Linked DNA regions of Mus musculus: region 1 is linked to region 2. Evidence: chromatin loops called from intact Hi-C (ENCODE). Cell type or tissue: heart. All regions are shown on one strand. Each heading gives the region's core, and the rest is flanking DNA. Links, peaks and the distances in the headings are about the cores only.

Region 1 (5,374 bases), core at 115-5,114, 56 kb before region 2:
TGCCCAGTGACAACACTCGAAGACAGGTAGGGGCTGAAGTGAGCTCTGCTCTCACGGACCAGCAGCAGCGTGCTTGGCCATCTAGGGCCAACACTTATGCACTGTGACACCTATGGAGACATTAAGTGACTCTGTGTAAACTGATGTGGAGGCTCACATCTGTAAACCCATCACCTGGAAGGTGGCATCAGGAGTATCAGATCAGCAAGCTCAAGGCCATCCTGTGTGTGTATGAGTGTGTATCTGTTGCTTTGCCCCATACCAATCCGGCCCTGGGCCTGGGCGTCTTTAAGTCCTGTTGATTCTACCCGTTGTCTCTCAAAACTACCTTTGCTTTCCCTCTGGTGCTCTGGGTCCAATGTCAGGCTTCTTTTCCTGACCATCCCTTTTTAAACTGTCACTTGTTAGGAACAATCTTTATCTCCTTGCCGAGTTTTTCTCCACAGATTTATCATTACCTGACCCTGTGTATTTTTTTCATGTTTCTTTTTTTTTGGTTTTTCGAGACAGGGTTTCTCTGTGTAGCCCTGGCTGTCCTGGAACTCACTCTGCAGACCAGGCTGGCCTGGAACCACAGAGATCCTCCTGCCTCTGACTCCTGAGTGCTGGGCCACCATCACCTGACCTGAACCTGCCCTTTTCCAGCCTTTGGGTTTTCTATAATTATGCTGGTTTTATTTGCTCACCATTTCCTTTAGAGGGTGGGTGTTTTTCTCCCCTAAAGCTTCAAAATGAACTTCAAACAATTCCTTTGACCCAGCAATTCTGTTAAGAATTTGACTGACAAAAATAAACATAAACACAAAGTCTGCTCCAAGCTCAGTCCACACTGCTTCCTGGATATAGCAGGCACACCCGCTCTGAGGGTTTAGCTGACCCATCAACCGTCCTCCAGGGCAGTGCTTCCTAATGCTCTACCCTTTAAGACAGTTCCTCATGTTGTGGTGACCCTAGGCTGTAACATCATTTCGTTGCTACTTCATAACTGTGATTTTACTAGTTATGAGTCACAAGATAAATGTCTGATGTTCAGGATATCTGACATGCGACTGCTCTGGGGTCTCGACCTCATAGGTTGAGAATACTGCTCTAACCACCTGTGTGTGACACAGCCGGTAAATTGACAAAATTGTGCTTGATCAATTGCTCTCCCTCTGTGTGTGGGTGTGCGCATGTGTGGTGTGTGCCTGTGTATGCATGTGTGGAGGCCGTTGACATTAGGTGTATACCATTCTCCACTTTATTTTCTGAGTCAAAGTCACTGAACCTGGAGCTCAGCAGTTGCTAAGCTGGCAGGCCAGGGAGCCCCTGGGGTCCTCCTGCCTTTCCCTCCCACCTCTGGAATCCCATCAGAAGTCCACCATCACCACACCCAGTGTTTTCTGTTAGTGCTGGGGATGTGACCCCAGATCATCATGTGCTTAAGAGCTTTACCTACCCACTTAGCCATCTCTCCAGCTTGTTTAATGATGGGGTAGTGAGGACCAGAGGAAGAAGAAAGGAAACACACAAGATCAACTGGGCGGCTGCCTACAATCCTCAAAGCTTGGAGTCTGAATGAACGAGGGAAGTCGCCTGCTTCTCTCCTCAGAACCCACCAGCATCCGAGATGTTTGAGGTGAAAGTATAGCATGGCAGCGCACGGGGACTCAGCACCCCGCTGGCTTTGAGAATGGCACCATGACTACCGTCAGAGCTGTGCTGGGTCTTGAAAACTACAACTGCACCCCACGAAGGCAGCCAGGCGTGCGATCCTGAGCTAAGGAGCCGTCCGCCAGCTAAAGAAGGGTACACACAAAACTGTGTGGCCACCGGTCGGACACTCATGCACACTGAGTTCCAGGGTGCCCAGGCTCCCTCCGCGCTGTCCTCGCGCGGTCGCTGCTGCCTGTGAGAGTGCACTCACCGCGAGCCGCCGCCGGGAACTCTTGCAACGCCCTCCGAACTGCCTCCAGAGCCGCCTCCGCCATGACGGCCGCGGGACAAGAACCCGCCCCTATTTCCGCTCCAGGATCGCAGCCCCGCCCCCGTTTCCGCCCTCTAGGAGGTGCAACAAGCGGCGCTCTTCTCAGAATTTGCTAGCAGGTTAACAAATGATTGTGTTTATTGACAATTTCATACATCCGTACAAACGAAACGTTAAAACAGTCCCACCCCGTACAGCCGGGGAGGAGACAGGCGCCACAGTATAAAAGTTATAAATAAGGGGCTTTCAAAACTGGGATAGGACAAATCTGGACATGGGCAGCAATTGCCAGTGGCCTCAGACATGCAGAAGAGGACAAAGTGCCACAGGCCACAAGACCCCACCCATGCAGGGTAGTGGCGCTTTCTCTAGAAGGGCAGGCTGGCATAAAGACCTCTAAAACCTGGTGGAGGTCAGGGCAGTGGGCCGACTTCTAACCCCCACACTGCCAAGGGGCCCACCTCAAGTGGCTTCGGTTCTTTGGGCTAGGAGTTTGACTATGCGTGTGGTAGAAAAATGGGAACACATGGTTTGGGTATTCACATGGTTTGGGTATACTCAACACTCAGGTTGAACCAACAAAGCTAAGCACCCATTAAACCTAGTTTCCTGCTAGCCTCTGCATTCAGAGCTGGGAAGTGGCGTTGAGGTTTCGACAGGTTTGTGTTATCTAAACCTGGTGAAATGTCACTACTCTGCCTTCCCTGATGCAGAGGAAAGGAGGGCCCAGGCCCAAAGACATACTCACTCCAATTCTGCAACCACCTCACCACTTCTTCCAACATACAGCTTCTCTCTCTTTTTGCTACTCTCTAACCGTTACCTTAACTCTATCCCTACCTCTGCCACCTACCTGTCCGGCTATTACTTTTCCAGTGGTCTCTTGCCCAGTGCCTTCATTCCACAATCTCCAGTGTCCAGTATTTCTGGGCACTCAATACTGCCTTTGAAAAGAGCCTCCTCCATGAGCCAGGTGACCCATAGGCCATCTCCGGTCAGCCTGGCTGTGGACACCACAACTCCAGAATTTCAGTCTAGTGTATCCATCCCTTTTTGTGTTTAGTGTACCCATCCCTTTTTGTGTTTCTGGATCAGAATTCCAATTAATCCAGGCTAGTGACGCTGAGGCAAAAATGTGAGGAAACCAGGTGCATACCAGCCAGGCAAGTGTTCTAAAATGAGCACTCAACTGTGCATATGATTTGTGTGTGTGTGTGTGTGTGTGTGTGTGTGTGTGTGTGTGTGTGTGTGTGTGTGTGTGTGTGTGTGTGTGTGTGGCCAAGGTTCTAGGAAGGTGGGCCAGTGCCCTGTAAACCATAAGGGTACTCCCAATACAGGTTTCTGATTGCGCATTGCCCAGGATGTAGGGAGAAAGTGGTCCCCAGGGATTCAACAGTCTGCTGGGGACCAGGGATAGAGAACAAGGAAGCCTAAGGGGCTGAGGAAAGTAGGCCAGGCTTTGCTGTCTGCCCAGCAGAGGGGTTTCACTGTCCTGCAGCAAAAATCCCACAACTAGCTCCACAAGGGGGAAAAGGGATGGGGCCAGAAAAAACACTAGGGCTCTCTTGCAGGGAACATGGGATTGGAATGTGGGGGCTCAGTTCCTGATACCAACTCAAGTTTTCTAATGGCTGGGAATACCCTGGAGGCCAGGCAGCTGTCTCACTGCCAGGAGTTGGGGGGAAACTACCCCTGCTCTGGCAGGCAGGGGAGTGCAGCTGGTGTGGGAGTAGAGGTAAAGGTCTACAGTTGGCTTTAGGACACTAAATACCACATTACCTTTCATCTCTATCCCAGAGTACCCTGTGGATGCTCCGCCCCAGGGAGCTCATCCCTGCAGAAACTTCAAATGGCTTCTAAGAAGAGAAGGCCAGCCCTTCCCGATGTCCCCAGGGGAGGCAGGCTGCCCTCCTACCCCTCACAGCACCAAGATGATGTAGACTCAAGACTTGCCCTGCTGTGAGCCCCAGGCTGGGCTTTAGAGGCAGGAGTCCCAAGGAAGTGAGGCAAAGTCAGGGAAATAAATTAATAAATACAGGGGCTCCATGAGGGCGGCTGGGAAGGCTGCTTTGCCTCTCAACACTGATCACTGCTGTCCACTCCAGACATTCCCACCTTTTCTTGAGTGGAAGCAGGGATACAGTTTGGAATGGAGAGCATTTCTCTTGGGACAGGCTTCAGGAACTCAGAGTCTACGCTCCATGCGCCGCTCCACAGCTCTTAGCAGTAGCTCGGAGTATTGCTCCAACAGGGCCTGCGTCTGCTCAGCCCCCACAGCCCCAGGGCTGCCACCTGGGCTGGACAGCACCGCCCCAGCCAGAACCTCGAGCTCCTGTCGCACCGAAGAGAAGGTGTCTCTCAGGAGACGGGTGATGTGACTTTGCTCTGCCGAAGGTGTCTTATAGCTGGTCACCTGCAACAGGAACACTGAAAGTGAGCTGGAGAGCAGTAGACAGTGGAATATAGAAAAGGGGCTCTGCCAGTGCCTTGCCCACCCAGTAGAAGGGACTGCCTAGGAGTTCTACACACAAGATCAGGATGGCCAGAGTCACTCTGATGGGTGGCCCAGATGAGGATCCCTCCAGACTATTAGAACCATCTACTTCTTGACAACTTTTCCCAACAACTCTTTCAAATGTGACAGTTACATTGTTTCTTCTATCTAAAGTGCCCAAACCATTTTGGGATATAAAAAAAAAAGATAACAGCCATGAATTGGGATTTTCTTGAATAATATGGTGTTCTACGCTACGACCCTGTTTCTTGCCTAGAAATAACCAACAGATTCTGGGGTTGAGAGGCCTGGCCTGGCTTCTGACCCTCCCCTTTACAATGCTCAGAATACCCTTGAGTTCTCCATCCAGTGTGTAGAAGAAGCTCTGTTGTTGCCTACAGTGGTTGCCCCATACTCACCGCTCGGTAGAGCTCCACTGCCTGGCGTACATTCCCCTGGAGCTCTGCCACGAGCTGTTCACACTGTTGCAGACTCAAGGCCAGTTCTGAAGGACAAACACCAGTGAGGCCCTGCTGCTTTTTCAGGCATCCCAACCCAGGGCTCTCAGAGCAGAGCTATAATCCCTACCAGCCGACAATCCTGGCCTCTTGTCCCACCTTCTTCCAACACCTTCCCCAACACCACACAAAGTTTAGAAGGAAAAGCCAGCCCTAGTATCCAGACTAAAGGGTTCACTGGGTCACAGGGAGATTATGAAGGGTGGCAAGAGTGTCTCACCATCAGAGGTGTGACTTATGGACCAAGACAGGAGCAGACAGGACAAAAACACCAAAGGCCAGGCACACAGAAATGGGACAGAGCCAGAAAGTAGCCAACAGAGACAGAAAGGATGGGCCAGGTGAGACTGGGGAGCCATGCACACCTGAGTCCTGGCTCAGGGCTACCCCTGGCCT
Region 2 (5,374 bases), core at 80-5,079:
GACAGTCCCTGGCCTAGCCTTTGGACTTGTCTCAACAGCGGTACTGCCTTCTCGTTCAACACAGCCTTCGGATATGCACTTTCACTGGCCTGAGATGGCAGAAGCAACCTTATCATCACAGTAGGTGTCTTCTGCTTGTCACCAACTCTTACTCTGGGCATTGCCCTGCGCTTTCCCACTCCCCATCCCCACCCTAGCCTGCTAGATTTTTTTTTACAAGGGGAGGACGACCCCTGGAGTGAAGAAATGTCAGGCCCACACCTGCCAGAGGCGTTTAACTGAAGAATCGGATGAACTAGTGACCAGTCGGGCGCCGGTTACAGCCCAAGTGTTCCCATGGTAACTGAGGTGTCCAAGGGAGGAGGCCTCCGAAGCCACTGGGCAAGGGGCCGAAGCACCGAGCTGGCCGCCGGGCTCACGCTGGCCCGAGCCGATGCGAGAAGCTCCCTCCCGCACCCGAGTCTTGGGAGCTCCGTTTTAGCCCCCCACACCCACTGCCTACTTCAGAAACCCTACTACTCGTCAGCGCCCCCGTTCGCTGGGGCCCAGCTCACAGCGCCCTCCGGCATCGCGATCGACGGCTTCAGCTCTGCTGCCGCAGCCGCAGCAGTAGCTATGGTGGCACCAGCGGCTCAAAACGCGAACTAGAGCCTGGGCCGAGCTGCGCTGGGAGGGCGGGGCCTAGTAAAGGGGGTGCGGTCTGTGGCAGATTGGTTCCCGATTGGACGACTGATGCCTATGGGGGCGGAACCAAGGAATGAACCAAGAACGCAGAGGTCTCGGATTCTGCACAGTATAATTGTGGGTACCGCTCCTAAAGGAAGGTCAATGTAATATTGCTTTAGAATTGAGAGAACCTGGCCTTTTACGGTATTATCAGGCATGGTCCTCTTAGAGAACTTTGATAACCACGCCTCCAGGCCTAAGATTGATATTTGGTGGGCCTAGGAGATTACGGCTGAAATTTAATTCCTAACTCATAAAAAAAAAAAAAAAAAAAAAAAAAAAGGAGGGGGGGGGTTTGGGATGCTGCCAAAAGAACTCCTTTCCATTCCAAGTGCTGGGATTTAACGCAGTTGGAATCGTTTCTGATTCCGGCCAGCCTAACACAATGACTCACGCAGAGTAACTCAATTTACACACTTTTGAACTTAATCTATCAGTGATGGAAGACTCAAGCCTCAAAATAGAGCCTTAGGGTAGGTTGTGAACTGAAAAGGCACCCATGATATAATCCATCATTTCCTTAGCTGCCAACGTCCTTATAGCATTTAACAAGAAATACTGTTAACAGCATTAACAGTATTTTTGCTACTCCAGATCTTTTCTGTCTTTTCAAAAATTGCAAACACCCCTAGGGCTGACACCGATGTCAAAGTTTGCTGCTATCAGGTTTTGTTTGTTTTGTTTTGTTCTAGCTCATGGAGATAGGGGAAATACCACATACTCATGCTTCATAGATTTGTAAGTTGGCTAGAATTTTTCATCTAGCTACTACTTCAAGAAATTACCTTGGGGGTTGGGGAGCGCTGGACAGATGGATTGGTGATTAAGAGCGCTGGCTTCTTTTCATAAGACTCAGGTTTAATTTACCAGCACCCTTATGGCATATCACAACAGTTCCCAGGGATTTGTCTCCCTCTTTTGGCCTCCATCATAGGCACCAAGCAAAACACCCAAACACATAATTTCTTTAAATAAAATAAAACTGCCTTCTGAAAAGGCTAGCTTAAGCCAAAAGGCCTGTACCCAACTAGAACAGTACACTGACATGTCCCCCATTCCAGACCGTAGGAACTGCTGAGGAAAATGGTAGTTAGAGGGAAGGATCCTTAAAAAATGGTTTAGTGGCCGGGCGGTGGTGGGACATGCCTTTAATCCCAGCTCTTGGGAGGCAGAGGCAGGCGGATTTCTGAGTTCGAGGCCAGCCTGGTCTACAAAGTGAGTTCCAGGACAGCCAGGGATATACAGAGAAACCCTGTCTCGAAAAAACAAAAAACAAACAAAAAAGTTTAGTGGTACTTGCACAATCTGTGTTCAAACAGGAAGGTACCTGTGTACTATATAGCTACGTATTGGATACAAATGTCAACAGCAACTGGACGCCTAAAGCCACACATTATAGATTTTAGGAAACTAAAATGGTACTTCCAATTTTACCGCCTAGACCCGAAGACAAGAATGATCACCTCTAACTATATTAACTCGGCACCATTAATCATCTGCGATTTGACCTACTCACAAAGCTGCTGTACATTGCTAACAAATGCCACCACCTGGTGTTTTAATTTGTGTACTACAGGTCCTGCTCTTCTCTGACCGGGTTTATCATATTTTCTTTGGGCAATCTGTTTCACTTTTATGGGTTTGCAAAGTGTCCGTCCTTTCTCGCCCAAAGCTATTATGGCTTAGCTCCTTAAAGACACCTTCATTCCTGAAATATTTTCATCTGGTCTGATCTGCACAGGCAACTCTAAGCACTTGCTTTCCATATCTAAAGGTGAGACTCATTGAAGTTGAGAAAGTTTAATGAGGGAACAAAACTCTTGAAATTGGGTGTTTTCAAGCTAAGGTCAAAAAAAAAAAAAAAGATGCTAGTATGGGAATAGTGTTGTGCTTCATAGATTCCTCAAAACGTGTCCAAGTGCAATGTGAAGAGAAGCAATCTCTTTACTCCCAAATGTATCATCCTGCTCTCCAAACACAGCTGACCAAACACAGCATTCTGATTGTGTATGTCCAAACAAGTATGCATGGTTTTTATCAGATTCTAAAAATTCCAGATGCTTCAAAAATGCTATAGTGGTCTTGCTTAGAATTATTAGATTCGATTTTAAAATTCATCCTAGGTAAACAAGGTGCAGAGATCCTGGGAAACTAACATGTTAGAATAAACACTTGCTCATCAGTTCAAATATTTATTGAGCACCTATACATGCAAGGCACTGCGAGACAGCTGAGACCAATGAGTGCAGTTGGAAACAAAATGGATTTCAAGTCAATGCTTCCAAGGCCGATTTCCCATTGGTGGGGGGGGGGGGGAAGTCCATTTTATAAGTTTATAGTGACAGAATTTAATAGTTTAGGATGTCTCAAAATTTCCACCTTGTTTGGTTTAGCCTCCTAACCCATATCTTCGTAGCTGTCATTTAACACCATCTCTGTAAAGCAGTTTAAAATATGCTAAAATTATAGTTTTAAAAATTGTACATAGGAAAATAATTTTATTTCCAAGATGCATTTTAGCTCACTTTCATCATAAATAGGCAATAATTCTACCTACCTTAGCTTCACTATGAAGCTCTGGCTAGCCTCAAACTATGTAGACCAGGTCACCTTTGAACTTACCTGCCTCTGTTCTTCCCAATGCAGGAATTAAAGGCATAGAATCAAGTCTTTTTTCCTTGAGACAAGGTCTAACTATGTGGTTCTGGTCAGTTTTTTTGCTTTTTTGCGGCGGGGGGGTTGTACACATATTACCATGGTACAAGTTTTTTTTTTCCCTACTATATGGTTTCTGGGGATTGAACTTTGGTCATCAGTGTTGACAAGCACCTTTACAAGTCATCTTACCAACCCGAGCTTTAATTTTCTATGTACTAAAGTCATTGATAAATGAGTTAATTTCTGTGTACATGCAGGTGCATCTGCACTTGTATGTGGGTATGGAGACTAGAGGACCACTTCTAGCGAATTCTAATGAATGTCGCCAAGTTGTTGGGACAGGTCTCTTGTTGGCCTGAGCTAACCCATTAGGCTAGACTAGCTGGCCAGAGAATACCAAGAATCCTCCCTGTCTGCTCCTTTCCAGTGCTGAGATTACACAGCTGGCATTCATAGTTTCTAAGAATTCAACTTCAGTCATCACACTTGGGAGGGAAGGACTTTTAATTAGCAATGATACATTAAGTTATTAAAGGACCCTTAAAAGTGCTTTCTTCAAAAGCAACAATTCTGTGCAAACAGTTTATTCTGATCCTTTAAGTACCAGTGACTCTCCATGAAATAAGGATCTAAGCCGGGCGTGGTGGCGCACGCCTTTAATCCCAGCACTCGGGAGGCAGAGGCAGGCGGACTTCTGAGTTCGAGGCCAGCCTGGTCTACAGAGTGAGTTCCAGGACAGCCAGGGATATACAGAGAAACCCTGTCTCGAAAAACCAAAAAAAAAAAAAAAAAAAAGAAAGAAAGAAAGAAAGAAAAAAGAAAAAGAAATAAGGATATAAGCCTTTAAGTTCCTGAAAACAAGCTGCCTACACTGTCCATGGCTTAATTCTATTAGAGACAAGTGGCATTGCTACTTTGCAGACTTGTCTTCAAGATGCACTGATCACACAATTCCACTAGAAATAACTGGTACAGTCAGGAAAAATGTATGGAATTTTATAAAAAAAAATATAAAGATGGGCATATGCCTTCAATCCCTGCAGGCAGAGGGAGGTGGATCTTGGTGAGTTCAAGGCCAGTTTGGTCTCCACAGAATCCCAGGCCATAGGTTGCATAGTGAGACCATCTCAAAAAACAAACAAGTAAATGGATGTATAGATGTCTACTGTCTTTTCTGTTCAAAACATTTTCAAAACTGTAAAAAAGGCCTACTATTAATTTTATCCACAATTCTGGGGGCACAAAAAACTTTTATCATAAAAGTATATAAGGTAAACACTTTTAATGAAGTTTATACAACTAACTAAACTTGATCTGTCAACTCCCTTAAGTCAGGACAGTTCAATGTTTAAAAGACTTCCATAAGAAGACTCTGTTAAGTATGAAACCCCTTAACATCTTGTCTTAAGAAGACCAATGAAGCTGTCAAGATGGCTCAAGTAAGTTAAAGTGTTTGCTGTGATTGCTTGACAATGTGAGTTGGATCCCTGGTAGGAGAGAAGTAGAAGTAACTCCACAAAGTTGTCCTGTAAGCTCCATGTACACAACAAGGCACACACAGCCAATATATACACACAAATTTAAAAAGAACACCTATTGTCTCCAGACATAAGATTGTGTTTCTGTCCTGTTGTTCCCCAAGGCAGCAGATAAAGACAGTGGTATTATGAAACTATTCTCACTATGGAACAGCAAATATTTGCCATCAAATTGTACATAATCTTGAAGTTCCAATTGAGACATGCTACAAGGACTAGAATACCAAAGGTCTTCCCAAATGACAGATCGAAAGCTTTCCAGTCAAGAAGCTTCAGAAAAGATCTCTTCAATGGAACCCTCTCTCAAATATGTCTGAGGGCATAAAGAATTCTTCAACCAGGCACAAACCTCCCAACACCAAATTCTGCTTTAATTAGTATAATTGGTTTATTTCAGGTTCACATGTCTTGCCTTTCAACTGCCAAACTTCTGTTATTTCTAAAAAAATAAT

Evidence for each region. A loop is a pair of places that touch in the nucleus more often than their neighbours do. Peaks named below come from ENCODE experiments on the same cell type or tissue, not always from the same donor. Only the 100,000 strongest peaks of a DNase experiment are listed, where the experiment ranks them.
Region 1: a loop joins it to region 2, with 2.8 times the contacts of the local background. A loop is called at or near these places in 22 of 42 quality-filtered maps.

Annotation. Positions count from the first base shown.
Region 1 is chr2:120,024,109-120,029,482 of GRCm38, reverse strand. Mapkbp1 (mitogen-activated protein kinase binding protein 1) reads right to left here. Exons shown (of 30, transcript NM_011941.3): 28 at 5,344-5,374; 29 at 4,880-4,965; 30 at 2,080-4,379. The coding sequence ends at 4,152. Jmjd7 (jumonji domain containing 7) reads right to left here and starts at 2,000. Exons shown (of 8, transcript NM_001114637.1): 1 at 1,907-2,000. The coding sequence starts at 1,970. It overlaps Gm28042 (predicted gene, 28042), which reads right to left and starts at 2,000. Exons shown (of 27, transcript NR_104353.1): 1 at 1,907-2,000. In heart, for the core only: a CTCF peak has its summit at 2,041; DNase peaks (open chromatin) are centred at 1,307, 1,982 and 4,922; H3K4me3 peaks cover 1,822 bases; H3K27ac peaks cover 2,417 bases.
Region 2 is chr2:119,967,661-119,973,034 of GRCm38, reverse strand. It overlaps Mga (MAX gene associated), which reads right to left. Exons shown (of 24, transcript NM_013720.2): 24 at 3,454-5,374. Mapkbp1 (mitogen-activated protein kinase binding protein 1) reads right to left here and starts at 336. Exons shown (of 30, transcript NM_011941.3): 1 at 1-336. In heart, for the core only: CTCF peaks have their summits at 545 and 2,286 (motif pointing left); a DNase peak (open chromatin) is centred at 654; H3K4me3 peaks cover 1,207 bases; H3K27ac peaks cover 882 bases.